Regions from separate parts of the Mus musculus genome. Here region 2 is linked to region 1. A link is a loop called in an ENCODE intact Hi-C map of the cell type or tissue named here. Cell type or tissue: left cerebral cortex. All regions are shown on one strand. Links, peaks and the distances in the headings refer to the core of each region. The heading gives the core; the rest is flanking DNA.

Region 1 (15,142 bases), core at 4,203-12,202:
AACACAAACATACATTTGTATCAGAGGCAGGACTCAGCGCATGTCACCATGGCTTATGCTGTTCTCTCTCCCTGAGTCTTGCTCTCCTATGTTTTATACTTTATGATGTACCCACATTTTTATGGGAACACAACACCTTTGATCTTGTGATGCCCTGATGTTTACCTAGAGGTCTTTTCTTCACCCAACAGCCTTCTTAGCAAACATTTATGTCTCTCTGATATCTGGCTGGCAGTTGTTACCCACACAAGTTAACCAGAAGAACAAGACAGAATCCTAAACAAAGCAACACTTCTTTATGGACTTTTCTCATTTCTTTTTTTAAAAAAAAATGACCTAAAAAGCAGCTTCCATCAGGCATGGTGGTACACACCCGGGATCCCAGTATCTGGGAGGAACAAGCAGGGGAAGGGCAATGCTAGTTTGAGGCCAGCTTTGGTCTAACACTGAGTTCAAGGCCAGCTGCGGACACAGGATCTCCAAACCAGGAGTTACAGTCAGGCTCAAGTCCTTAAGCCTGCCCTATATTGCAGAACTGTGGCTTTTCAGTTCATCAAGACTCATCTTACTCAAGACATGGGGTCCTTAGTGTCCCCTAAGTGGCAGCTTCAATGAACTAAAACACATTAAAAACCTAAGGCTGTGGCTATTCAATAAAATCCTCAGTTTAGACAAAGCAGGAGGACACAGGATTACCTTTTTCAGCTGACAGTTTACTAACATCCATTGTCTTATTTAGCACCTTAACAGCCAGAGCAAGCGCTGACTTCAGAGTCATTTCGCCTTCTTTGTAGTCTTGTTTCAACATTGACACAGCCGCCTGAAAACAAAACATCAACAGAGTTTCCTTCCAATCTGCGCATGGTGGGGAGGGCACAGGATGGTTAGAAGAACTAAGGCCTGAATTCATGCTGACACTGAAGAAGTATAGCCCACTGCTGACAGCAGGGGAAGGCGGCATGAACAGGGCAGGGACAGGACCTTTAAATGAGGCCCTGGCCTCAAGAGACTTGTCTTTAAGAGTTCTACTACTTATAAGGGAAAACTAGCCCTTAGCTACAGATAGCTTCAACAAACTATCAAGATGTAGCACTACAAACAGGCATTCCCTTCACACTGAAGAAGTTATGAAGCTGTTAAATCCTATGGTAGATACTCTAACACACACACACACACATCACTATTTAACATTACTGTCCTCTTAGCCTTTCACTACATTTTACAGTGGCACGAAAATACTCACAGCACTGTTGTTCCCAATGCATGTGGCTTTCCATCCCCCATAGTTTCCACTTGGGTCACTCTGATAGAGCTGAAAGCCATAGTGCTTATCCCAGCCAATATACAGCAAAGAAACACCAAAGGGACGTTTGCCTTTAACAAAGAAAAAGAATCAATAATTTCAATTTTAAACCCAACAATCTCAATTTAGAGCTGTCAGTGGACGTGGCCCAAGCCTCTGAGAAGTGAAGCACGCATAACTGGTTTGTATTCTGGCCACCACAGATAAGCTCAGTCACAAATGCCAACTCTGTCTCTAGGAGCTGGGCTGAGGCTGGGGTGGATATGTGGATACAGAAGGCCAGTGCTGAGCTTCATTAATATGGAAGAAGAGTCTGTTTCCAGGCTTGAGTATCTGTGGATGAAGCTGCCAACTGACACGTGGAAGCAGATTTGCCCCTGAAGCAGGCACGATCTGCACCCAGTGTGCAGGAGGCTGTGGCGGGACTGCAGGGAGCACCAGAGGAGTTCAGGCTAAACTGTGAATGTTACAAACAAGTGTGGAGAGTAAGAGACTTCAGGGTGCTCCGCTCACGGGACATCCAGAGCACTCCTCCAACACCCAAGGATCATGGAAGAAGAAGAAGGGACAGAGAGACTGGAAGAGCCAGAGGTGCTGCTGGGTGACAAGGAAAGTGTTATCCAAATACAACTGAGCCGCCATGCACATGAGCTCACAGCAGCTGTGACAACATCCACAAGAACAGCGGCAGACCAACTCTCAGCCCCGAGGGGAGGGCGCATGAGGCCCCTCCTCCAGCTCAGAGTGTCCAGCAACTGGGGGCTGCTGGGAGGGGAAGGCAGTTTCTTTATGGGTGTGACCCTTGGTAATGTGACAGTGCTCTAGGGAACCTGAACTGAAGGAGTTAAAAGGGGACAGGGGAAGGGAGGGAAAGAACAGGAAGCTGAGTGGGCTGAGAGGTGGGGGACAGATAGGGAAGGAAATGGTGGGTGAATATTATCAAAATTCATTGCAGGAAATTTGCAAAAAACAAAAATATTTTTAAAACAATGTGTTTTAAAGCTAGGTGGTGGTGGCACATGCCCTTAAGCCCAGCACTTGAGATGCAGAGGCAGGTGGATCTCTGTAAGTTTGAGGTCAGCCTGGGGTATAGAGCAAGTTCCAAGACAGCCAGGGCTACACAAAGAAACCCTGTCTTGATAAAGAAAGAAAGGAAGGAAGAAAGAAAGAGAGAGAGAGAGAGAGAGAAAGAGAGAGAGAGAGAGAGAGAAAGAAAATGTTTAAAAAATCTAAAACCAAAATAAATCCAACAACAAAAACAACCTTAACAAACCTTAAAGCAGAACAAAACAAAGTAAAAAGTTTATTCTTCATAAAATGTTTTCAGTTTTCAGAAAATTTCCAAAAAAATTCAGTACCTCCAAACTGTGTGTACGCCTGTTTGATATCACACAGTGCTGTAACCAACTGCTCACAGGGAATTGGCTCCTGATACTGTAATAAGTACCTAAAGTAAAGAGATTGACATATTAAACAGGCTTCTCTAAAATATATACAATGCAAGAAGATGCTCTCTGTAGAGAATATATATGAAAGAAAAAGCTTTCCTTGGAGACATGCTGAGTGCTACACGATTTCCGTCCTTACCGTTGAGCAATGAGCCTTAGCTCGTTAGTCAGAACGTTAGCATCAGATGTTATGCCTGCCACGCTGCAAGCCATGTCCCTAGAAGGAGAAAAAAAAGTCACTATAAGAAGGGAAGATGCTTGTCAGAGAATTTCTAAGTGATATAAAACACCTAGATCTATTAGGGATTCAACAGCTTTGCGATGAAAATAGCATCTTCTTAGGAGATGTTTACCTAGTGTCATTCAGCATAAATGATAAACAAATGCAGCCTGAACTAAAACAGATGTATTGATTACTGCTCTCTGGAAACAGCAAGAGAAGGAACACCAAGTACAGAAGCCAGACCACTCCCACACGTTAGGGTCTAACTTGCCATGCCTGGCCTGACAGGTGTAGGGGTGAGGGTGGTAAGTTCAAAAATTGCCTAGGCACGTACCCGCTTTCTGCCTGTTCCCCAAAGCCTTCCCTGGCTCTCTAGAGTGTAGATATCTGCACTGACTATGCCTAAACAAGCCAATAAGTCGCTGGGTAGAGACTAATGTGACTAGGGAAGACGGTACTATGTGAGGGGAGTACCAAAGGCCCATGCAGGAAGTGCACTTCTGAGGGCTAATGAACACAGAACCCAACTGCCTTCTAAATACCTACACTTTTACTCCCAGACAGAAGTGGATCCCCTCTTTAATCAGAGAAGCCTCAATTTACAATGGATGCTATAGTGCAGACTCATAGCTTCCCATAACACAGGAAATAAATGAGAGTGTGAGACAGTCCTAAGGATGTCACTCAGACCAACCACTCCCTCTCTAAGGTCTGTGAACGTTGTGGGAAAGGGGCTGCCAACTACTTAAGAGAGGAGACAGAGTAAGGGCAGCAAAGCACGTTCTCTAGATCTGACAAGTGAAGTCACAAGCTTACAACTAGTTTGGGCGCGGACAAGACCAGCCCTGTCAATAATTAGCCAAGAGTAGCTCATAGGACCCTACCCCTTATATAGGATCTATTGGTTACTGGTAGATTCTGGGCAAGACTCACTGTTCTCGGCTATATGTACACACTGCTGAGCCCACCAGACTCCAGCAAGCAGCTCTCACACAGATGGCCCTGGTAATGCCAGTGAATCAAAACAGACAGACATAAATATTTGTGGGGAGAAGGGTGGGAGATGGGAAGGTAAGAATAGGTTGTGAGAGTGGTCAGTGTGCTTGGTAAACACATCCAAAGCTGTAATACATAAACAAATAATTAACTAGGCCCCAGTGCCAAGTCTTCAGCCGGCCTACCACTGATGGCAAAGTCTCTATATAGCACAGCCAGTCTTCCACCAACAACCAAATCCCACAGCCAGCTCCAAGTACTCAAACTGGACAGAATCAGACTGCACCCTGTGGCTGAACTGTGTCAGACCTCCACGAGCCTTGTTCTTTGGTAAAGAGTCAGGATAACTGTACAGAATTCCTGCGTGCCATTCTGAAGGGCATCCTGAGGCCCTGCTTTACACGGTGGCACTGTGTTAGTTTATTTCACTATTTTGTTTCATTTGATTCCCATAACCACTCTGATCCTCAAGAAGTTAGATAATAGGTGTAGCACCTTGTATCCATGGACTTTAGATTTTAAACCAAACCTGTGTGGCCAGAAAATACATACATACTTTTATCACTGCACAGTGCTATTTTGCACCAAGTGTTTATCTTTGCATTTCAAGTGAATTATACACATAATGAACTGAGATATAATGGGCTGCAAGGAGATGTCAAGCAAAATAAAGCAAATACACAGATTTTTACAAGAAAAATAATAAAACTGCTCATTTCAGTTCTATCACTTCACATAGAAGATCCCTCCTTAAATATGCAAATCCTGAGTACGCTGTCAAGTGCAATAGTTCAAGCTCTTCCCCATGATCGCACTTACTCATTAAGTTTATAAATTTTCTCAGAAAAGAAGACTTCATCAAGAAGCTTGTGGATGTTGCGCCTCTCCGCTGCAAGCAAAACTCCATCATTGGCTAAAATCCCCAAACAGGTGCCTGCATGTCCAATGGCTTCCATGGCATACTCCACTTGGTATAAGCGACCTACAAAACAGTGAGACACCACGGTTCCTCTCGCTCTTGCACCACTCATCTGAGAGAAATCAGCAATGACACAGGTAGGCTGGCATCAACAGCCCTGCATTTACTCGCCCACAATGCATGGCGTAATGAACCTGGTGACAAGTTATCTCCAAGAACCAAAGGAATGAAGTCAACTCCAAAATGTGTGTAGCTAAACGTCACACTAGACCCCAACACTAAAAATATACTACTTAAAGCAACAACCACAACAAAATGCCCCAACCTTCTTTGGAGCAGGTTAAATCTTCTAATTTACCTTCTGGAGAAAATATTGTGGTCCTGGAGTCATATCTTCGAGACTGCAAAGGAAAAACAGAGATGATGCCTGTTCACTGACATACGCCAACTTCCGGATGTCCATGCATTGGATACAATGACACCCTGGTGCTGAGTTCAGTGGAAAGAAGACGGAAGACCCCATTCAACTCCCTCTACCCCTTTGGTTTCATTTTCTTCCATGTCAGGCTGTGAGCTTCAAACAAGCCATAATGTTCCCAGGCAAAAGTTAAAGGAAACGTGTCATGAACTCACCATGGTTTCTGAACTTTATGTTGATTCCTGTGAAAAGAAAACAGGATCATTAATAACAAAACCCCCACAATTTTAAGAAGTGTCTTCCACTGTTAATACCACTTGATCCACACCATCACTCAGCTAACATGAACTGCACCACCACTGGGACCTATACAGATGCTGGGCCACCACAATAAAGGTAAACCATGGTGTCCTGAAAAGCTCAGAATCTAGCAGCCAGGTATGACAGACAAAGATTATAAAGCAACATGGAAGAGACATTCAGGGTGGGGAGGGAAAGCAGAATCGACAGCAAGTAAGATTTTAGGAAACCAATACAGATAATGAGAGTAAATTAGAGGTGGGAGAGGCAAAGGTAAGTTGAAAAGCCTCAAGTCAAAGAAAAAGAATTGTGAAGGGGTGAAGGAAGGGCATTCCAAGTAGAGCAGGCTGAGAAAGGTTAACAAAGTGGATAATTCACATGGTCCTAAATTTGGGGGTGTAGGGGTTAGGTGGTAAACCTGGTCCTTATTTCCGTTTCTTCGAAAGACAGCAATGGAAACTCTGCCTTAGTAGAAAAATGGCAGTTCAATTCCTATGTTGCCAAATGGGATATAAGGAAGGCATCGTGGCTGGAAAGCTAAGCAGACATTTGAAGGGTCTGCGCGCCCAGATGTTAGAAAACACCTTTATCTTACTTAAGACCGCTTCACCGACGGGCTGGATTCAAGGACCACGGGAAGTGACATTTTAGAAGAGTCGTCAGGCCTAAGGAGAGTTAACCTGCCAGGAGTCGGTTCCAACATGTAGGAGAAACAGAAAGGTGGCCCTGAGCACAGCAGCCAGGAGGCCACGGCGGGTTTCGGATTCGACTGTGAACACAGCTACCTCCACGCCTGGCGCCGGCGCTACAAGACTTGGACTTTCCCCCGCAGCGCCACTTTCCCGAATTGACTCTCTGGGCCGCAGCCGCCCCCACCCCTCGCACCGGCCCGGAGGGTCTCAGAGCCCAGGCGAGCCGTCAAGGCCCCGCGGGGATACCCGACGGCGGCCGGCGGGGACCAGTCCCTGGCAGGCCGGTCACCGAGGAGGCGGGTGCAAAGTCATCGTGCCCACGGCTCCTCGGTGGCGGCCGCGGGCCTGGGCCGTGGTCTCCACGCAGATGGCCCCCGCCCGGGAGACAGACACCTCGACTCCGCGGCCCCTAAAGGACTGAGCCTCACCAGAGGAAGACGGTGAGGGTGCAGATCAGCGCCTCTTTACTCAGCTGGAGAAGAACCAACCCGGATGGCCAAGCATCCGCGGCGAATATGGCTCCCGCGCGTGCGCAGGACTGCGAGGGGGCGGGGCGGGGCGGGAGGACGCGGAAGTTCTCCCAGTGCTGGGGCGGGCTCAGTCTGCCCACGTGGACTGTGCAGAAGCACAACCTCGGCTTTGGCTGCGGTCTGTATTAGAGGAGGACTGGAGGGAGGAGGGAAGCGTCTATACCGTGGAGAGTGGAACCAGATTCCTCCTACGCTTTGCACTCCACTTTCGTTTTCTCTTCTGTACCATTCTAATGGAGGCCAGAGTAGCAACTGTATAGACAAATCAAATCGTTTACTCTTCCAGTCTTGCCCCTTAACAGTTTTTCCTTTGTTCTTCCTCTTAGCCTCATTTTCTCCTTTCTCAGATCCAACTCTTTAATTGGGATAACTTTTGTTCTAAGTTTAAGACTTCTCTTCGCCGGGCAGTGGTGGTGCACGCCTTTAATCCCTGCACTTGGGAGGCTGAGGCAGGCGGATTTCTGAGTTCGAGGCCAGCATGGTCTACAGAGTGAGTTCCAGGACAGCCAGGGGTACACAGAGAAACCCTGTCTCGGACAAAAGAAAAAAAAAAAAAAAAAAAAAAAAAAAAAAAAAAAAACGAAAAAAAGACTTCTCTTCATCCATTTCTCCTTTCCAATCTTACCTAGTTTTTGTGCCTATGTTGGGGGTTGAAGAGCTAGTGGGTTGACTATGTACAGGGCCTTTGTCTTCTGTGTAGGCAAAACGGTTGGATCTGGGTTTCTTAAAGGGGGAAGCTTAGAAATTTAGTTGCATGTAGACGGGACCTGGCCTGTACTCAGGACCTGGTTTGCCCTGTAAATTCCAAGCCAGCCAGGGATATATAGTGAGACTGTTTTAAAAATGAGAGAGAGAGAGAAAAAAAGACCAAAAGGTAAAATATCCATACAATGCAGCATATATTTAATTTCAAACAGAAATTAGCAATATTTGCAATAGGAATTTAGTGGAGAATCTCTCTTAGCAAGAACAATCAAGAGAAACTTGCAGAGTTCCATTGTATAACAGGATAAACACTGATTTGGAATGAGACCCAAGTTCCAGCCCATTTTTCTGGTCCTGATTGGCCAAGTTAAATAAAAACCTCAAATATGAGTATCCTAAGTGTTTCACATGTGAATGATCTCATGTACTGCCCCCATGTGTGTGGGTGTGGGTGTGGGTGTGTAAAAACAAGGAAGGAAAGGCAGCAGGATGGGATTTTGTAGTGATTAGGAACAGGGGTAACAGCCCAAAGACCTAATTCAAGATCTAAGCCTGAGCTCCCTTCTAAAGCAATAAATCAGCTTTTCAAGGCTCTATTTCTTTATTTAAAAATGGAGATTAATCATCAGAATATCTTTGTGATTCTGTTCTGGATTAAATGAGGTAGTGCATGTAAAATAACATTCAATAATCATTGTAGTATAGTATATTCTACTGAAAAACTAATGAAGCAGGAAAGACAAAACCGCTCCAGATTTGTTAACCTAAAATCCTGATTTGTGAAAGCAGCAGGGCTCGATGGCTGACTGTGAGAAGGGCAAGCAGCGTGCCACACCAATATTTTGAGTGTGCGTAACCTGAAATATGATCCATTATTTAGTAACTATTTATTATGCCTCTACTATGTGCCAGAGTCTATGCTAAGAGGCTGCCATAGCCTCTTAAAAAACCCTCACAATTGACTCTCTAAGTACAAACATTATCTTGCTCTAAAAAAAGAAAAGAAAAGAAACGAGAAAGGAAAAGAAAAGGGAGACATGGAGAAGTTAAAAATAAATTGTATAAGTAAATTCAGAGAAATACCTAGTTTGGGAAGTTTAGACAGGTAGATAGGCAGGCAAACATCAGACAAGAGTTATAGTATCAAAGCCTACTCACATAGACGGATAACTACTAACAAGATGTTTAAATAAATGACTAGGGGTCTAGACCTGAGTCATCTTTAGAAAGCATGTGGTTAAACAAAAGAATGCAGTGAGTGGTCTATGCATGCCTACAGTCCCAGCTACTGGGTTGCATGGGCAGGATTATCATGTGAGTCCAGGATAACCATGCGACAGCTTGATTCCAGTATGGACAACACAGTGGAATCCAGTCTCAAAACAGAAAAGAAAAAAAAAAAAATCCCACCCTACAAGAATAAGTAAATAGCCACTTAGACTAGAGAGACATGAAAAGGAGCCAGTAAAGGAAATACTGAGATAAAACTTAAGCCAAGTATGCAATGCAATGATCTGCATTTTTACAGAATCTTATAAAAAGGCAATCATTAGTTATAGAGAACAAAGAACATGTGGGGCCAAACAGAATGGTGTATCACTATAGTCTCTGCATTGGGAGGCTGAACAGGAGGATCTTGGGAGCCACGATGTTTAAGACCAGCCTGAAGAGCATAGTAAGCCCTAACTGCTGAGGCGCCTTGCTGGTGTCCTGGATAATGGCCTTGCCTGGATGCCTACATGTGCTTCAATGCACTTGTGTCTGGAGTTCTGGTTGCAGCTACTCTCCCAAACAAGTTTTTCTCAGGACTCCCTCTTGTGTTTTCCCCGAGGGCTTCACCATATCTTTCTTCTTGCATGCATTCATTTTGTAAATGTGTCCAAAGACTTTTCTGTGGGGAAGGCACTATCAGAGGGACAAGAAGAGACACCCAGATGTAAGTTTTTCATGGCTGTGCCATGTCAATTTACAGGATAGATAACTGTACAACCATCAGCAGGTAAGAGTGAAATGCCACAAAAAAGATAGAATGCCTCACTTCTAGAGAGGTGAGATTAAGAGTCTACAGAATTTGTGATGTGTAAGCTATGTATTTAAGTTTCTCATGGTCTGTGTCATGGTAACTTACAAGATAGATGACTGTACAACAATATGCAGGTAATAGTAAAATGCCAAAAAAAAAAAAGACAGAAAGACCTCACTACCTCACTTCTTGACAGGTGAGATTAAGGAAGAATTCATAGAGTTAGCGATGTATAGGTTAGGTATTTAAAATATGTGGATTATTCAAAATATGTGAATATGTGTGCGGTGGTAGATGCCTTTAATTCCAGCATTTGAGAGGCAGAGGCAATTGGATCTCTATGAATTTGAGAGTTCCAGGGCAGCCAAGAAACCCTGCCTCAAAAACAAACAAACAAACAAACAAAATTAATATAGCTGTACATATGCATTCTTTTCAAAGTTTAAAAATCATTGATCTAAGGACGAGAATCGATCTTCGGAGACTGAAGACAAGTCATGTATCATCATGTGTGTTTCTTGTAAAAGGCAAGCATGACCTGCACAGAGACATGCTTACTTGGGTGGTACTTGTGTGGATTTCCTTGTTTCTGTAGTGCTGAGGTTGAACCCGGGCTTTGCATACTAGGCAAGGGTTCATCATGTAGACTTTCTTAAGAGTAAAAGATGGTCCAAAGATCGCTGTAAAAATTAGATCTTCCTTCACCAATTCCTATTTAGAATGGCTCTGTTTTGTTTTTTTGTTTTGTTTTTCGAGACACGGTTTCTTTGTATAGCCCTGGCTGTCCTGGAACTCACTCTGTAGACCAGGCTGGCCTCGAACTCAGAAATCCGCCTGCCTCTGCCTCTCAAGCGCTGGGATTAAAGGCGTGCGCCACCACTGCCCTGTGAGAATGGATCTGTTTTACCATTTCAGTTTTAACTCTGCACAAAAATCCTTCATAAATTTGTTCTAGGCCAACTGGGTTTTAATTAACACAAGCTTTTCTAAGGTCACTTGTAACGGCTTGTGTTCTCATGCTAATTATGTTACCAAAAATACCTGTTTGCAGTGTCCCACATTTAGGACTAAAGGAAGCCTGTCCCCAGTTAGTTTTTGACTTGTCAATAAAATTACCAGCGGCCAATGACTGGGCAGAGACAGAGGTGGGACTTTTAGGATTCCTGGGAAGAGACAGAGAGAGTAGGAAGAGAAGATTTTGCCACAAGAGGGGCATAGGACCACGCCAGAAAGATACAGAAGGGAAAGACCGCCGACATGTAGGTGCAGGGGGAAAGCTGCCCAGGAGGGCTGCCCAGCCAGGTCCAGGGCACAAAGATAATATATAGATTTTAGTAAGTAATAACTCAGGAATATTGAAGTGGAGTGTGCGTTAACCAAGTGGAGTTAGGGAGTGGCCCGGCAATTGACCTGCTTAGGGCATATTAAAAATAAGGTTGTGCGTGTGTGTCTTTCACTCGGGAATCCAGAACATTGTGGGTGCATAGCGCCGAGCGCATGTGCACCACCGGGGAGTTTTGAGCGATTTAATTTTTTTACCGCGGCAGTCACATGGATATCTCAGATTCATAGGACTTGGCAGTTTCAAACCAGATTTCTTCAACGGCTTTCTGGCCCATGTCGAACAGCTGCTGTAAATGCTTCCATCCGGTTTTGGCTGTAATCATGAGGTACTCTTTGTTCTCTGGGTACAGCTGGCAGGAGTATGCAGCCATGACGAGAGACTGGCTAAAACGACTGCATACAAGTAAAAACAAAGCCTGCCTCTCTACAGCCGTCAGGGGGATCACACTTTCAAACCCTGCGAGGATGTGACCTCCTACTTGTATAGGGTTTGTGCTTTCAATCATCATGTACATGATAACGATTGCCACTTCAAACACATAGTAGCCATAGCTCATGTCACCGAAGTCTAAAATCCCAGACACTTGATGCACACCTTCTCCAGAGGCTGACTTGCTGAGGTCTACTAAAATGTTATGGTCATTAAGATCACCATGATTAATACCTGAAATCAGAAAGATCATGTAAAAAGTTATTTAAAATGCTAACTCATTCTCTTTCTATCTTTCTTTTAAAAGCACAGCCATCTAAATAATTTGATGAACAAGCAGAGATAAAAGAACAAACTATTTTCTGAAAATAAAGCCATTTTCTCTGGGGGGAGACACAGGGTCTTATGTGCATGGCTTCTCTTATAGAGGTAGATAGCTGTTTTCCACAAAAAGCACTTCGGACGGTAGCTGGTGAACAGAGGCTCCAATAATGGACATCCAGTAATGGCAGCGTATAAAACAAACAGAAACAATAAGAATCAAAGCAGTAGGAGTAATTTAAGATCACCTCCCTCCTTGAGCAGAAAAAAGAGCCAAGCCAAAACTGACCCCCACAGTTTCTAGTTTAAAGGCAATAGAACTGACTGCTACAGGGTACAAGATTTCTTATTGTGGAAATGAAACGTTCTGCAACTGGAAATGCAACATTTGCACAGCCATGTAAGAGCATGGAATTATACAAATGAATGGATTGTATCTTCTGTGAATCATATCCCAATAAAGGTGTAAGGAAAGACAAATGGGATGTTTTATCTTCAATATTTAAAAGGCTAACAACATATTGTTTGACAAACAACAAAAATCTCAAAAAACATTTTTCCTTTGCTTTTTGAAACATGTTCTTGCTCTGTATCCCAGCTGGCCTCAAATTCACTGTCTTCCAAGTACTGGGATTGTATTTCATTGTCCCTCAAAATAGGTTTTTATAAAGTCTTCAGACAAACAGCATCTCTTCTCAAACAAACTTTAAATTTGAATATCATGGAAAAAAAGGAATTGGGCATGGTGCATATGCAGGGGTGGATGAGTTCTCTATGAGCTTGAGGCCAGCCCAGTTTATAAAGTGAATTCCAGGCCAGCCAAGGTTACAGAGTGAGACTCTTAACATACACGTGTCCTGCTCGGGGACACACACACACACACACACACACACACACACACACACACAAAAGGATGAAGGAAAACTGAGGAAAACATTTTGGAACAATAATGAGTACAGATCATCACAAATCAAGACATATGCATAATTAATTTTATGTTTGCAGTCCAAATAAAGGCAAAGAATAAAAATCACAAAAATTCATGAATTAAGCACCTATTTCAAGAAGCTTTTAAAAAGCAAACAGAAAACATTTGAAAAAAATAGATATGAGTAATTTAAGATAAGATAAAGAGGGTCTTGAAAAGGTGTTTCCCCAAAGGATGAGCCCGAGAAGCCAGTGGGAAAACATAAGAGGTGCTACTGATCTCCAAACAGAGCAAAAGGACACATATCACTAAAGACCTGATCAGTATGAAAATATGAGTAAAGACAGCTGGAGAGGTGTCTCAGGGCAAGGACACTTGGCTGCTCTTCCAGTGACCCGGCTTCAGTCCCAGCAACCACAAGGTGGCTCACAACTTGTTATAACTCCAGTTCCAGAGGATCCACTACCTTCTTCTAGTCTCTGGCACTACATGAATGGGGTACACAGACATATGTGTAAATAAAACACTCATACATACAAAGTAAAAAAAAAAATTCAAAGAGTAAGTAATAAAAATGATAAAAACAAGTTTTAACATGTATGTTAAGAACTTACAGTTGGGGCTGGAGAGATGGCTCAGTGGTTAAGAGCACTGAATGCTCTTCCAGAGATTCTGAGTCCAATTCCCAGCAACCACATAGTGGCTCACAACCATCTGTGATGAGGTCTGATGCCCTCTTCTGGTGTGTCTGAAGACAGCTATAGTGTACCCATATACATAAAATAAATAAATAAATCTTTTTTAAAAGGAACTTTTTTTGTTTGTTTGTTTGTTTGTTTGTTTGTTTTTGAGACAGGGTTTCTCTGTGTAGCCCTGGCTGTCCTGGAACTCACTTTGTAGACCAGGCTGGCCTTGCCTGCCTTTGCCTCCCAAGTGCTGGGATTAAAGGCGTACGCCACCACCACCCGGCAAAAAAAAAGAAAGAAATTTTAAGTACAAAATTTTAGATAAATTAGATAAATTTCTATAAAATACAATCCATTAAATATGGCAAAAATCTAAATAGTCCTATATATTAAAAAAACTAAACTGCTAATTTAAATAATTTCTGGGGCCTTTTGTTTGAGACAGGGACTCATGTGCTAATCTGGTCTTGAACTATGTACCTGAAGATAAGCCCAAACTTCTGATCCTTCTGTTTGTATCCCCAAGTGCTGGGATTACAGCTGGGTGCCATCATGCTCAGTTTGCTAATTTTAATATCTTCCCTGAAGACAAATACAGTACTAAATTACCTCAGTGGAAAATTCAAAAAAGAAACTATTGTCCTGAAGCTGGGCAGTGGTGGCACACACCTTTAATCTAATCCCAGCACTTGGGAGGCAGAGGCAGGTGGATATGTGAGTTCAAGGGCAGCCTGGTCTACAGAGTGAGTTCCAGGACAGCCAGGGATATACAGAGAAGCCCTGTCTTGAAAAACAAACAAACAAACAAACAAACAAACAAAAACAAACAAAGTATTGTCGTACTTCTAAAATATAAATTTATTTGGTGAATTTCTGTCTGAGTGTGTGTATGCCACACATGAGTAGATGAATACAGAGGCCAGAAGAGGACCATGGCTCTCCTACAGCTCAGGTAAAAAGGGGTTGTGAGCCAGCTAACATGGGTGCTAAGAACTGAACTCAGGTTCACTGGCAGAGCAACAAATGCTCCGAAGAGCTGAGCCATCTTGCCAGCCCCACTCTAATCTCTCAATCACTGAGAAAATAGAAGAACTTCCTAAATGATCTTACAAGTCTAAGCCCATACAAGGCTATTATAAAGGGAAAGCTGTAAGGAAATGGTACTTAGGAATGTAGATGGAAGCCATAATAAAACATTAGTAAACTGATGAAAAAGAGAGGAAAAAACAATACAATGACCACATTGGGTTTAAATTAAGAATGCAATGTTGATTTAAGGTTAAATACAACCAATATAATTTGACATATCTATAGATTTAGGGAGAAAGCAGCATGCATTTTTATATGACTTTTTTTTAATTCCTTTTTTTTTTTTAGATTTATTTATTTATTTATTTATTTATTTATTTATTTATTATATGTAAGTACACTGTAGCTGTCTTCAGACGCACCAGAAGAGGGCATCAGATCTCATTACCGGTGGTTGTGAGCCACCATGTGGTTGCTGGGATTTGAACTTCGGACCTTCAGAAGAGCAGTCAGGTGCTCTTACCCACTGGGCCATCTCACCAGCCCTTTATATGACTTCTTAATGAATACAGGAATACAGGGAAGCTTCCCTAACCTTATAAAAGATGTTAACAACACTAGCAACAGGGCTGGAGAAATGGCTCAGTGGTTAAGAGCACTGACTCCTCTTCCAGAGGTTCTGAGTTCAATTCCCTGAGGACCTGATGCCCTCTTCTGGTGTGTCTAAAGACAGTGATGTACTCACATAAATAAATAAATCTTTAAAACAAACAAAAAATAACAACAAGGTTTAAATATGTTATTAAAAAAAATAACAACAAACTAAAGCAATCACCACAGTTAACAG
Region 2 (15,142 bases), core at 2,835-10,834, 87 kb after region 1:
GGAAAATTGACAAATCCAGTTAAAGCAACAGGTGAAAAAGTCACCAAGAAATACCTTAGCTAGATGGTAAGCCATTTACAATGCACAAAGAACAGTCCAGTGGTCATACTGGGAATTATTCAAAGTCAGTACAGGGAGTTATACAGATAAAAGCTCAGGTAGACAGTAAAAAACAAGACCAGGCAGCCTTCAAATTGCAAACAGCCTCTGGCTCTGACTGGTTTTGATAAGACTATACTTTTCCTCTTCTATCTTTGCATATCTGGAAAACATAGTATCATTTTCTATCAAAGTATTTGTTCTTCATAGTCCATGGTAGAGACTGGGACAGCATATACTAAGAGCATGAAAATAAAAGTGTGTGTGATGAAGGTGGAAGGAACTGCACAACTTCAACATAACAATACTATGTATCAATAGCTTGAATTAAAAGAGTGTGTGTGTGTGTGTGTGTGTGTGTATTAGAAGTCAGGGATGTAGACCAATTGAGGCCCTGCAGGGGGTAGGAATAAAGGAAATATAGCAGAGAAAGCTAGTAACAACTTTATTATTTAACTGTTAAAGGTTGTAGCAAAGTACACCCAGCCCTTTCTACTGGAACTCACACTCTCTGACTCAGAAACCAAGCAGATTCAGATAGCAGGAATACTTGTATTAAATGACATGGAAAGATGTGCATAATATATTAGGTGAAAAAAGGTCACAGAGCAATACACACTGTAAAAATATTCATGCTTTACATATGTCTATAAAAATGTGTCTTTCACTAGGCACAGACAGGAGGATCTCTTGTGAGTTCAAGGCCAGTTTGGTCTACAGAGAGTTCCAGGATAACTAGGGCTCTATTAGACACACACACACACACACACACACACACACACACACACAAAACACTGTCTCAAAAACTAAAACAAAACAAAAAATGATTTTCTATTTTATCTGTGAAGAAGGATGGATCTTGTTTGAAATTCTTATAAACCACAAAATACTCTACTAAAATGTTAAGTATAGATTCCTTTCAGAGAACGCAATGTAGGAGTTGGTTTTCATTTTGTTTTGTTTTGTGTTCCTAGTGTTGGGAATCCAATCCAGGGCTTTGTGCATGCTCTACTCTACCACTGAGCTATATCCTCACCCCATGCTATTTAGAGACAGAATCTATGTAGTTCAGGTTGATCTGGAACCCATGACCTCTTGACACTGACCAACAGACATGTGCTACCATGCCTGGCTAACAAGGTAAGTATGAATATAGTGCTGGCTATATCTATTTACTATAGTTAAGAAAGTAAGTAGTCAGGAAGGAAAAAAGAAAAGATAATGAGATGACCTAAAGGCATGAGGCTTCATACTAGTTAAAAAATGGACACTCTACACTAGCCCGTCTCTCCACCCTCTTCCCCATTGCTAACCACTTCACTCATGATTTTACACTGCTGCTCTCTGTGATTACCTGAGGTTAACTGCCACCCACATAACCTCTGTTCAATGGCAATTCAACTGCTTCAGAAAGCAGACTCTATTACAAGCAACGGAGACTATTCTCTGCCTTGGGAATATGTGTATTTTTAAACTCAGAGAAGACAATTACAAAGATCTCTTAAGTTTCTAGTCAGTATACTAAAAGGTACCAAAGAGGCAACTCAGAACTTTCCAAGAGGGAAATCATATCAGATCAAAATATAGTCAATGTCTCAGGAGTGTCCACTTCTCTACCCTGAATATAAATTGGAGAAGCAAAAGATACAATGGACAGAGGCAGGCTCATCTGTGATTGAGGCTACTGTGGTCTACATAGTTAGTTATAAGAGAGCTATATGGAGAAAAACCCTGTTCTCAAAAATAAATAATTTTTAAAATATTTTTAAAAATAAGATAAACTGGCACTAGAAAGGGGGAAGGGGAACAGTAGTTAATTGCTCAATTCCCTAATTCTATGTTTATAGGTCATCTTCAAGCATATTTCCATAAAGTATTCATAGAAATTATTTATTTTCAAGTACAAAAAACATCCCTATATATGTTCCTTACTAATCATTCAAATTTGTGTTAAAAAAAACTTTTACATGAAGATGTAATTTAGTTGGTAAAGTGCTTGCTTAGCAGGCAAGAGTCCTGGGCCCCCCAGCACTACCTAAATCTCATGGTGCAACACACACTCCTGTAATCTCAGTACTTGGGAAATGGAGGCAGGAAAATCAGAACTTTGAGGCCAGCCTGGGCTACATAGTGCGTTCCAGAATAGGCTGGGCTACATATGACTATCTAAAAAACAAAATAAATCAAACCCCAAAATCCCTTGAGGCTAGAGTAGTGGCTTAAATGAGAACGGTTCCCAATAGACTCATATAGTTTAATACTTGGTCCCTTGTCAGTGGAATTGTTTGGGAAGAACTAATAGTTGTAGCCTTGTTGGAGGTGGTATGTCACTAAGGACAGGCTTCCAAGTTTCAAAAGTCCCACTGCCCTTTTCTGAATTATGGTTGCCTCTTAAGGTAAGAGCTTCTCTGTTACAGCACCAACACTATTCATGTCTGACAGCATGCTGCTAAGCTCCCTGATAATGGTTATGGAGACTAAACCTCTGAAACTGTAAGCCTCAAATCAACTTTTTCTATAAGTTGTCTTGGTCATGGTATCTTATCATAGCAACAGAAAAGTAACTAGAATCAGGCTTTGTTTTGAAGAAAAGAGTGTATGAAAAACCTATTGTGTGTGAGAATAATATATATGTGTGTATGAATGATATGACTGTCTGTGCATGTGTGTACTCAAGTTCAATGTTAGGTTGTTTTCAATATTGCTCTCCACCCTAAGAGAAGCAGGGTCCCTCACCTAGAGAGCATTGCTGTTTTGGCTAGAATGGCTGGGCAGATGGCAAATGAGGATCGGTCCTGCCCGAGTCTGCTTGTGGAGAGCTGGCAGATACATGACTATGCTGAGCTTTGTATGTGAGTGCTGCAGGTCTGAACTCAAGTCCTCACGCTATGGGGCAAGCGTTTTGCCTACTAAACCAATGCCCCCTCCCTTTTTTGGTAAACAATCTTCTAGAACCAATACAAAATCATCATCACTTATGGGATAAAATAAATAATAGACATAAAATATTAAAAAATACCCATACTCTCTTATCAGTACAAATTACTGCAACAGAAAGAATGCTACTGTTGCCATTCTAGGGAATAGTTATTTTTATTTTTAAAGAGCAATATAGTTCTAAGAAAAAAAATACCTACATTGTCTCAAAATGCATATAGATACATATAATACATGAAGAGTATTTAAATTCATAAAAATCTGCAGTATTTATAAAGGAGCAATAAAACAGGACTAAAGAAAATCTCTCTCCAAACTGTAGAAGGCTGGCCATGAATTTTTTTCATAAAAGCTTACACCAGCAACCATTCTTCCAAACAGGTTTTCTATTCTTTGGTCTTGTTAGAAAAATTGCTCAACTGTCAACTAAATCAAAAGCTGTGCTTAGTGGGACCTTCTTCCCACTGCAGCACTGAGACAGAAATGACAGTTCAAGGCCACCCTGGGCCACTTAGGAGACCATGTCTCAAAACAAAAGACAACTGAAAATCAAAGTTAAGACTCCATCCATCCAATGGCCAGGTTAAGCACGTTCATTTTTCTGAGAATGCGATGAAAGGTTTGACCCCGATGAGGAATGTGAAAACGTTTACCAAAGTGTCAGAGAATCAAGCCTAGCAGTGAAGAACAATTTGAACCAGTGGGCTCAGTTGATGATTCTATTTAAAGATGATAAATATTTTTAAAGAATAATCAGAGGCTCTAAGCAGTAGCGGTCCCTGCCTTTGATCTTAGCACTTGGAAGGCAATAACAGATAGATCTTTGAGTATGAGACCAGCCTGGTCTACAGAGTGGATGACAGGACAGTCACATTCTACAGAGAAACCCTGTCCTGAAAAAAACAAAAACAAAACAATAACCAGAGGCACTGACCATTGAAAAAGTTAACACACACATTCAGTCACTATAGATTATGATGTTCTCTTTTAAAAATAAGATTAGCTTCTGGGGGGAGGGGAGGAGAGGCAGCATCTAATTAACTAAAAGTTTAAAGAAGAAATCGAGGTATGGTTTCTATTGTTCTCAACCAAAAGTCCCAAAGGAAGTTTTATAAAATGTCTTCTGCTCACCTTGACCAATGCACTGTAACTACTAGAAACTAAGCCCACGAAAAACGTAAAGCAACATTACCATACTTGGTGCCGCCAAGTTTAGGTACATTGAAGAACTTCTTCTGTGAATTGCCATTTAATGTTTCAATAAGGTACTCAAAGGTGTATCCTGGAGAAGAAAAAGAACAAATGCCTTTCATTAAATACATTCCATCAAATACATTAAGTACATTAACTACAGTTACCAAGAACCTTATTCAAAGAGAAAACACCCAAACTTTTGCTCAGCAGAACTCTGTGTGTGATGGAAAGCTGATGGGAATATTGCACATTTGCATTACCCTGCGGGGCAGCTACGAGGGCCACCTTGAACCATGGAGGCAGTGATGGAGGTGCTGACTGTCCCATACCACAGACACAAGACTCGTCTCCACGGGACTGCAAGGGGACAATTCTAAACCTCGACTCTTGTCAAACAGAAACTAGTGAGACAGACAGCTTTCTACCTTGCCTGTTGACACAGGGTGTTGTCACTGTATCCCAGAGTGGACTTAACCTCACTGGGCAACCCAGGAGAGCCTGCAAGTAGAGGCAATAATCGCCCATTCTGTCTCCTGAATGCTGGGATTACAGCATTACCCACCCAATGGCTTTTCAATCTTAGAAATGTTAAATGTCTGCAAAGAGACCATAAGAATGGTTTAAATGATGTACAAGCATTCAGAAATCGTGCCCTGAACATGCTTAAGTACAGAGATAATGCTTTGACAAAACCATTGTTAGAGGTTCAAAAGGCAATTAAAAATCCAACAACAGAACACTAAAGATGATTTTTAAAGTGACCATCAAAATATCTAGGTAAACTGGCACATTAGATTCTACTAAGAGATATACCCTTAATGGTTATGCACTAATTGAATATGCCCCCACTCTCAGTGTTGTGAGAAAGGGTGAGGTAGATAAAAATTCATTATGCGGCCTCATTACTTGGATGGGTGAGACCCTTAAACATTGCTCTAAGATCTTCTTCCAAAACCAGAAAAGACAAGCACAGTCCATTCAGAAAGAACAGTGTTTTTCTTTTGTGGAGGGAGGTGGATGGGGGAGGAGACTGCAACAAATGATCTGGGAACCGGCTAACGTTCAGCCTCGACAGCCCCTCCACTTCCAGGAGCAAAGAAAGGGAGATCCCAGGATGCTGGGTAGAAGGATCAGCCAGCAGAGTGAAAGCCAAACAAGGGAGCCAGGTCTTCCGACACTCAATGCTCACAAAAGGGGGGCGGGCAGAGAAAGACGTGGGCTTGTCCCTGCCCCAGCAGTTCCTCCTGGGGGCCTGGAGGCTGCAGCCAACAAGCAGCGGGCCCCGGCCAGGGGCGGAATTAGCGCTCCGCTGAAGAGCGGGACGCGCGGGCGGGGACGCCCGGCCTTCGCGGCCTCCGCCCCGAGGGGAGAGAACGACCAAGCCCTGAGGGCCCGACCGCCCCCCCGGGTGACCGTAAGCAGAGCACAGCGAGGGCCACGGATGTACAGCAGCGCACGCCACCAGCCGCCAACGCTAAGGCGGCGGCCGGGAACTGACCTGCACTTGGGGAGTCCATCGCCGGAGACCATATTATCCCTGCGGGGAGGGGGCCAGCGGGGGAAGGAGGGGGAGGCCAGGCCGGGAAGAGAGGGAGGAAGACGGGCGGACGGGCAGGGGAAAGGAGGAAGGAAGCAGTCTCGCGCAGGCACCGCGAGAGCCGCAGAGCTGGCCCGGGGTCCGCGCTCGCGGGATTTGCCGGCTAACTCTCGCGAGATCCTCGGACCGGCGAAACAAAGAAAGAGCGGGGCGGAGCCAGCGGGTAGGCGGGTCTCTGCGCAGCCTCTGTTGTTCTCCAGAGCTGGAGGTGGGGGGGCGGAACCCTGGGAGGTTAGTAACTTTGACAACGGGACGCCATAGGTTCCGTTACTTTCTTGTGGGCCCAAAAGTATACCGTGAGGTTTTGAGGTCCCGCGATGTCTGCAGGACTGTCTTGTAGGAAAGAGCCAGGATTGGGACTCAAGTTCTCCCTGCATGGTAAAGCCTTGTGTTAAGCCGTGATGTAATGAGGCGCCCACTCGTGCATTCTCAAGAGAACAAGGCCGGGTTAATGGGACACATAGGCAATCGACTAATTGAATGAATTAAAATGTCCATACTTTCCTATAACTTCAACCTTTCTCTTCCCAGGAGCAGTTAAACGTGATGGTGTCCTAAGTTTCTCTCTGGCCCCGCCAGGGAGAGTCCTTATGTCTTCCCTGTCTTGTCTTTTGGTTAGCGGACTCTTTGGAGTTGTCTGGTTTGCCCTTTTCTTCCCCACTCCTATCCCTTCTCAGACTGGTTTCCACTTCCAAAAATGCCTGTGATAAAGGTAGGCATAACTATTTGCTAATACCCCAGCTCTTGCTTTAACTGTTTGTTTAGTATGTTTGCTAAGACAAACTGTATTAGCTTCCATAATTCCAAAACTATTCTGTACTTCCTGGCCTCCAAGCCTGCTTCATCCCAGTCTCCTCTACCAGGGCCTTTCTCTGCCCAGCTATTAAGTGTACTGTCATTAACTCTATCTCGTGACATGAGCTTTGCACCAGATTTCATTTCCTCTGGCTCATTCATCTGTCTATTGGCTCCAGCTATCCGTTCATAAGCTGATGCTCTCTAGCCTACCTACAACTCAAACCCATCTCCTAAGCTTAGAGGAATATATCCTAACGCTTGTTACCACAGGCATCTCCTATGCAAAACCACCACCACAACCACTGCCACCCAAGCCAGTGACTGAGTCCTTATGTGTCTGTCACCTACACCAGCGAATGCCACCGCCTAAGCACATACCAGCACGCTATCCTTGGCTCCTCTCTTCCATTACTGTTTAGAAGTCCACTTGATCCACTGGCTTCCTGACCTTAACAACTGTGACAGTCTTCTCAGAAAGTCTCAAGGGCATGACTATTCTCGAAATCATCTCCATGAAACTGAAACAAACTAGGAAGGACACAGTAACCAAACTCACATACCAAGAAACTGAGTCTGGATTTGCGATGCATTCAGATGGAAGCAAGAGCTCACGTATAACTTCATTGTTCACGAGGCTGAACTGAATAGTTCTGCTTCTCTTGAAACAACACTCCTGTACACCGTTGGCTAACCCTTACTCACTCTTTCAAGACTTGGGCTTTTCTTTTTATGTTTTAAAGATTTATTTATATGTGTATCTCAATGTTAGTGTATGTCATGTGTGTGCAGGTGCCCAAGGAGGCCAGAAGAGGGTGTTGAATCATCCTAATTACCAACCTATCTCTCAAATCTCATGGTTTTCACTAGTTTGAGCTTTTGAAAATTCGTTTGTTGTGGTTCTGGGGGTTGAACTGAAGTCTTCTACAAGAGCACAAATGGCCTTAATTGCTAAGCAATCTCTCCATCCCCCCAGGACAGTCTCTCATACAACCACACTACAACAGTTAAATTCAAGAAATTTAGCACTAGCTGGGCGTGGTGGTACATGCCTTTAATCCCAGCACTCAGGAGGCAGAGGCAGGTGGATTTCTGAGTTTGAGGACAGCCTGGTTTACAAAGTGAGTTCCAGGACAGCCAGGGCTATACAGAAAAACCCTGTCTCAAAAAAAAAAAAAAAAAAAAAAGAAGAAGAAAGAAAGAAAGAAAGAAAGAAAGAAAGAAAGAAGGAAATTTAGCACTGGTACAGTACCATTAATATTTACACTTTATGCATTTGAAGAATCAGCCCTATTAATATTCTATAATCAAACATTGACATCATTTACAACCAAATTTTAAAATGTTGCCAATTGTTTCAATTGTTTACCTTGTTTTATTTATTTGTTTTGAGATGGTCTTGCTGTGTAGCTCTGGCTGATTCCACATTCACCAGACAACCCCAAAGGGACACTAGGCTGCCCACGCGTGACAAACGTGGCTCTGGCAGGGCCTGCCCTTCTCCTTCATTCCCTCTGCCTTGTAAAACTGTTAGATTACACTCCTAAAGCTGGCAATCAAGGTCTGTTCCCTTATTTAGCTACTTCTTCCTCCTGAGGCTGACAACAAAGGTCCAGCTATTAAAAGATTGAAGTCCAGCAATCAACAGCCCCCTTTGGCCCACCTAATTAACACGCACAATTAAATTTAAAACCTCACCCTAACCCAGGGTTTCCCTTTTCCCTTTATAAACTGTCATATGCCTAGGAGGCTTGTCTGTCTGCTCTCCATCCAGAGGCAGTCCCCTGCTCCCCTCCCCCACAGACATGCTCCTTTCCCCCTTTGTCCTGCTCCCTTTCTCCCCTCCCTGTTCCCTTCCCCTTCTCCCTGTCCTTTATCTCCAGTCTTTGTCCCCTATCCTGTCCTCTGTCCCTCCTTTTTGCTGAGAACTTGGTCTTGGGTGTCTCGAGCTGACTCAGAGGGGAAAAAAGCCCAAAGTATCTTCAAACTTATAGCAGTTCTCCTGCCTCAACCTCCCAAGTACTGGTGTTACAGCCATGTGCTACCACGCCTAGATAATATTGTTTTTCTAGAAACTTTTTCCCACTAAAATCCAATCCTGTCTAGTCTGTACTTAGGATAGTCTCTTAGCTGCTTATTTTCCTTGGTGCTGTTGGTATCTGTCAAAGCACATAGTTGTTTTTGCAAAATGTTCATTAATTGGAACTTGCCTCATTGTTTCTTCATGCTAAGGTTCATCAGGTGAGTCCAACCTTTAGATATTGCATCACAGCGCTCACTTCAAAGTTCATGAAAACTTATGCAACCAAGTTTTAAAAAAGTATTTACTTACAATGTTGACGCTCTATAATGGCAAAGGCTATAAACTGCCATCACCACATGAGCCACTGGAATGACTCGTACTGACCGTGTCTCAATGGTGTCGCCTGTGGCTTTAGGTGCATATGAAGGCGGGCACAGGGTAGGTAAGCACGAGGTTACTGCTTATAATAACATTGAAGGCAACCTCAATGCCTGCCAAAGGAGCACGGGTAAAAAGTACAGAATACTCACATAAAGATATGCTACGAGATGCTAAAAGTGACCTCAAGTCATATATATTAACTTACAGGTGAAAATTACATAGTGTCATTTGTTTTTTAATCATTTATTTTTTAACAATTTCGTACGTGTATGTAATGCATACTTCCCTTATCCCCCTCCTACTTCCTCTGAAATCATTGTTTTTGCTACCCATGTTGTGTCATAGAAACCCCGGGAAACTTATACTAATGCCTTCTTTGATTAGCCAGATTATAGCAGAGACAGTATAATTAAGAAACCTGGTGGTGGCACATGTCTTTAATCCCAACACTTGGGAGGCAAAGGCGGGCAGATTTCTGAATTCGAGGTCAGCCTGGTCTGCAAAGTGAGTTCCAGGACAGCCAGGGCTCTACAGAGAAACCCTGACTCAAAAAAAAAAAAAACCGAGAGAGAGAGAGAGAGAGAGAGAGAGAGAGAGAGAGAGAGAGTGTTAATCTCAACTTTAGCTCTGAACTTGGCTATATGATCACATCCCAATGAGCCTGTCGGTCCTTAAGCTGTGTCGATCTTTGTCAAAAGAAAAGTAAAATGCCTAGGTTCAGGAATGCTTTCCTGTGGTCTATAACTGTGCTTCCACTTTCTGATGTAGACCCTTCTGTTTGTCCCTTTCATCAAAGATACTGTGGTGTCCTGTCAAAGTAGACTTTCCTAATGTTGTTTGACCTCATTCATCAGTACCACAGTTTAGGTTCTGGTCATTTCTTACTTGGTATTAGGTTGAGCCATTGGTCACTTTAGACTATTGCATGGCTCAGTGGATAAAGATACTTACCATGCTAGTCTGGTGACCTGAGCTCAATTCCCAGAATCCAACTCCACAAAGTTTCCTCTGATTTCCACATGCTGTGGGACTTACACTTGCACACATCATACGCACATGCACAATCACAGAAGTAAATAAATAATAAATAAAAATGTTAAGCTTTGGCCACTGTGACCTAAAAATAATGATTTTATATAATTCAGCATTCTAGTTTTCTAACAACTCTCCCTGTTTCATCCTCGACTTCTTAATTTACCATTGCTCCAAATACCCTTACAACCCCACCAGGGCATCATCCCTCCTTAATCACAAATCTGATAATGTTTGTTTAAAATCCTTCAGAATGGGCTGGAGAGATGGCACAGTGGTTAGGAGCTCTGATTGCTCTTCCAAAGGTCCTGAGTTCAAATCCCAGCAACCACATGGTGGCTCACAACCATCCTTAAAGAGATCTAATGCCCTCTTCTGGTGTGTCTGAAGATAGCTACAGTGTACTTACATATAATAAATAAATAAATAAATAAATAAATCTTTGTAAAAATAAAATCCTTCAGAGTTTCTGCATGTGTCAAGATCAGACTTTCCAACTCAATGTCTGAGACCTTCTTGGGCCTGGATTTTATTTGTTCTTCTGTTCCAACCCCCTTTCTTAGCATGCTCCCACAAATGTGTGTGTGTGTATGTGTGTGTGTGTGTGTGTGTGTGTCTGTCTGTGTGTCTGTGTCTGTGTGTGTGTGTGTGTCTCTGTGTGTGTGTATGAGTGTGTCTGTGTGTGTGTCTGTGTGTGTGTCTGTGTGTGTGTCTCTGTGTGTGTAAAGGCAGAGTTTCATATATCCCAAACTGACCTCCAACTTGCTATGTCGCTGAGGATAGCCTTCCTTCTGATTCCTCTGCCTCTGTTCTAGTGTTGGTATTACAGACATGCCACTATTCCTGATTTCTGTCTCTATCTCTGTCCCTTCTTCTGTAGCCCAGGCTACCCTCCACCTCATAACAATCCTCCTGCTAAAACCTTCGGAGTACCGGGATTAGAGGCACAGGCCACGATGTTCACAATAAGCCCTATTCTTACCTAGTACTCTGACACAGTTTCAGATCTAGGCCCTGGCTTGAGGAATCCCAAAAGACTCCTCCAGCCAATACTCCAGTTAAACAGTAAACTGAAGTTCCCAAAAAAGCCACACCTATGTGGAAGATTCTAACAGCCAACTGATTAGGCAAAACTTTGTGATTATACAAAGTTGGAATGCTGTAAATCACAAGTCAAACTATCTGAGCTAGTTTTAGTCCCCCAATAACTACCCATTGCCTACTTTAAGTCTGACCTAATATCCCTCTATCTATCAGATGAAATCTCTGGAATATATTCTCAGCAGACCACCAGCTTCCACTAACCCAAAAACTAAGAGCTTTCCTGACTCTGCTGTAACCTAACTGCGTGAGGTCCTGGTCAGTTTATTTAAGTGCCTTGATTTATAATGCCTTTGTTCTATAAAAAGTTCATAAAAACCACATCCACACTGGACCACATTATTCAGGACCACCTGAATCCCTTCTCCTGGGCCATGGCACTCATATTTGGCTGAGAATTCCTTCTGAGATGAGATTTGAGTTTTTTTGTTGACACATCAGTACTGGTGAAAGCAGAGAAAAGAGATTTATTGATCATTGTGGGCACACTGGGAAAAAAAGATGAAGAGATTCAGTGGCCCTAGGTCCTTCATCTATAGGGCACTGATGTGAGCTTTGGGTTTAGATGTTAGAGTAATTGGGGCAAGGGGAGAGCTATGCCTAGTTAAGTAGGCTTGGTTAGGCTCTTATGGTTGGGTTATCACTGCAGCACTAGTTCTGTTTGGCTTCCTAAGACATTGCTTTCCACTGGAGGGAAAGCAAACTGGAGCATCAGCATCTGAGATTAATGGCCTCACTGGGGAGTCATCCATTACTAGGGTGGCAGTTTCAATCCCTGTCATAGAGGTGCTAATAGGTCCTGTTGTTCCTAGAATCGAAGTTGAATGCAGATCTAGGGCAATGACCCGAGGCATTTAGGGTCTCCTTGGAAGTCTGTAAACACTGGTAACACTGTCCTAATAGGGATAAAGAGACTCTAAAGAGACTCCAGTGCTGCTGCCTCTGACTATCAGACTTCTGAAACAATGAAAATTTCCCCAGGAGTCGCATGCTGAAAGAATGAAAAATGCAGAAGTCTGATCCAGCCAAGGGAGGAACTTGTCTCTGGGAAAGAGTTTACACAATTATTACTTGTCAGACTACCTGTCAGAGAGACTGAAAGGAAGACAAGGATGGGCCATTGGTGGCAGGGACATACCTTGACCAAGACTGCTTGGTTAGGCATACCTTTCATCCTCTATTTATGTCAGAATCAAAGATAGACCCAAGAGATGTGAAGACCCAAGAGTGTTGTCAACTTAATAGGATCCAGACTCACCTAGCCTCTGGTGCATCTGTGAGGACATGCTCGTGGGGATGGCCTTGATTAGGTTCGTTGATAGGGGATACACACTGGTTGCTCATGGCTCCATTTCCTGGGGTAGGATCCTGGACTATACAAAAAGGAGAAAGTGAAGTGCTCTGTTGCCCAATTGTGGATTCAACATGACCAGCTCTCCAAGCTCCAGCTACCTCAGCTTCCCTGCCATTATTGGGATGTATTCTTAACCACTGAGACAAACCCTTTGTCCTCTGAGTTGCTTAATCAAAGTATTTTATCATAGCAGGGGGGGGGGGGGACTAAGACAAGGGGACCATTGGGCCTCTGTTCATTCTTCTCAGTGTTGCCTCATTGAATAAACCACTTTTCTCTACTTTTTAAAAAGATTTATTTGTTTGTTTATTTATATGTATGTGTGTACAATGTAGCTGTCTTCAGACACACCAGAAGAGGGCATCGGATCCCACTGCAGATGGTTGTGAGCCACCATGTGGTTGCTGGGAATTGAACTCAGGACCACTGGAAGAACAGTCTCTTAACCACTGGGCCATCTCTCTAGCCCTTTTCTCTACTTTTTACCATTACCTATTTATGGGGGGGCCAACCTAGTTTCTTTGGACATCTAGAGCCATAAGATGACTAAAGGAGACAGACACAAAATGAAGGTAGAAGCAACAGACTTTCAGCCATTTTTAAAACAGGCACTTAAAGTTGCTTCCGCTTGAAAGCATTGTCTCTTAGCTTGGACCCTGAAGGTAATTTAAAAGCAATGTGAGAGGTAGGTATTTTTTGCCTCCTTTTTGTAAAGCCTTTAATTGTCCCGGAAGAACAAAGCCCATCAGAACAGACCACGCCCCATTCCCCAAGGAGCTGGAGAATGTACACTGGAGCAGAAGTAATCTCTTCCAGAGAGTCACCTCAACCTTTAAGCAAAAGGAGTTCCCAGAAACCATCCTTTCAGGATGAGCTAAGGCCACCGACGGTGCACGTGATCAAACCTTGACTAGGACTGCTTAATTATGCATATGTCCTGCTCACTGCCCCAGTTCTTCCTCTAAAACTCATGTCAGTGTCTGGAAGATGAACTTAGGGTTACTGTGCCATCATGGCCTTAATCTGGACTTGGCTTGGTTCCCCAGTCTGTGATCACTATCAAAAGAACTGAAGATGAGGCACACAGGAAAGTAGAGAAGAAGGTAGTTTTTACAAACTGAACTGGAGAGAATGTCCAGGTGAGAAGGACTAAATGGCGGGAGAGAGCATTGTATCCTTTCTGAAGCTGCTAAAGCAGAAGCGCATTGTCCTGTCCCTGTGATTGACAGGTGCACGTGGACTGACTCTTGGGGGAAGAGGGAACAACAATGGTACGTCTTTGTTCTTTATTAGGAAGCCTCTGGCTAGACAGTAATCTTATCATAGCTTCCTGAGCAGTTCAGAACACCGTGTCCCGGTGCAGGGAATCAGAGTCCTGCAGTCTGACCTCCTGGTTTAATAAGCTGCTGATATTGAAGGAGGGGTTCAGCCCCATGACCTTAAACTCTGCTAACATCTAAATAGCTACCTAACAATCAACCTTTGAGACCCTTTGATCCTTTTTCAGGAATTTCCAACCTGCATCACTCCTGCTAGGAGATGGGTTTTGAATCAGTCTGACTATTTCTGGATGAAATGAAGTTGAGTTGGAGAAGGATTTAGGGTCTTCATTCTTATTAACTTTCAGGCATCAGCTGATAATCGAAGGGACCAAATACAGATGGGGTTAAGCTGTCTTCTAGTCCCCTACTCAGCTAAGTACATACAATTCAAAGACTAATAGAATCTCAATCCATCTTGATCACAGAGGTCATAGCCTGTTATGGTAAAGTAGTTCTCTCTCCCTCCCTCCCTCCCTCCCTCCCTCCCTCCCTCCCTCCCTCCCTCCCTCTTTCTCTCTCCTTCCCTTCCTCTCTCTCCCTCTCTCCTTCCCTCTCTCTTTCTCTCTCCCTCCCTTTCTCTCTCTTTCTCTCTCCCTCTCTCCCCCCCCCTCTTTCTCTCTCCCTCCCTCCCTCTCTTTCTCTCTCTCACTCCCTCTCTCTTTCTCTCCTTCCCTCTCTCTTTCTCTCTCTCTCTCTCTCTCTCTCTCTCTCACACACACACACACACACACACACACACACACACACACCACTGGCTTCCTTTCAGTCCCTCTGTTCTTTTAGATCCTGGCTATAGAAAACAGATTTTGCTCTATGTAGTAGGCCACTGACAGAAGTCTCAGGTCCTAGTGACAGTTTTTGCAACTTCTTTCTGATGTTAGGAATAAATTGAGTGATCATTTGTCCCAGCATAATGTACTTCTAAAAGCTAAGTAATCAGTTACAGTAGACATCTGTGTGACCCTGAGTTTCTATAGAAAGGCAGTTGGATGTTTACTAGGCCCCGGTCAGTAGTTGCCAGCTTGACATGACTCACAAGTTGTACTTCAGTCCCTCAGGCTCACAGACATTGAAAGGAAGGCATTCCCAGATACTGGGGGTAATGGGTGTAATGAACCCATTAGGAAATCCACTAAGATTGTTCAGTACTTGTGAGCCTCTTAGGCTCGCTCTATCATGTGTAACTCATCGTATAGTACCTCTCTTTAAATCATTATAATTATCTCAGACACACAGATGAAATGATGCATGTTTTCCTAGAGGCATATCAATGAAAGATATTAAAGACAATAAATGAAGTGTGCTTG

What was found. Hi-C counts contacts between places; a loop is a spot of excess contacts. Peaks named below come from ENCODE experiments on the same cell type or tissue, not always from the same donor. Only the 100,000 strongest peaks of a DNase experiment are listed, where the experiment ranks them.
Region 2: a loop joins it to region 1, with 3 times the contacts of the local background. A loop is called at or near these places in 8 of 42 quality-filtered maps.

What each region holds. Positions count from the first base shown.
Region 1 is chr9:54,942,489-54,957,630 of GRCm38, reverse strand. Hykk (hydroxylysine kinase 1) reads right to left here. Exons shown (of 5, transcript NM_177351.4): 5 at 7,707-11,565. The coding sequence ends at 11,105. AY074887 (cDNA sequence AY074887) reads left to right here and starts at 6,677. Exons shown (of 1, transcript NM_145229.2): 1 at 6,677-7,387. The coding sequence starts at 6,792. The coding sequence ends at 7,190. It overlaps Psma4 (proteasome subunit alpha 4), which reads right to left and starts at 6,772. Exons shown (of 9, transcript NM_011966.3): 1 at 6,728-6,772; 2 at 5,523-5,549; 3 at 5,248-5,290; 4 at 4,790-4,952; 5 at 2,891-2,968; 6 at 2,662-2,750; 7 at 1,244-1,374; 8 at 697-820. The coding sequence starts at 5,525. In left cerebral cortex, for the core only: no CTCF peak of the experiment used is centred there; DNase peaks (open chromatin) are centred at 6,878, 7,947, 10,643, 11,132 and 1 more place; H3K4me3 peaks cover 1,648 bases; H3K27ac peaks cover 1,219 bases.
Region 2 is chr9:54,854,483-54,869,624 of GRCm38, reverse strand. It overlaps Ireb2 (iron responsive element binding protein 2), which reads right to left and starts at 5,870. Exons shown (of 22, transcript NM_022655.3): 1 at 5,729-5,870; 2 at 4,229-4,318. The coding sequence starts at 5,747. In left cerebral cortex, for the core only: no CTCF peak of the experiment used is centred there; DNase peaks (open chromatin) are centred at 5,459 and 5,953; H3K4me3 peaks cover 2,020 bases; H3K27ac peaks cover 1,196 bases.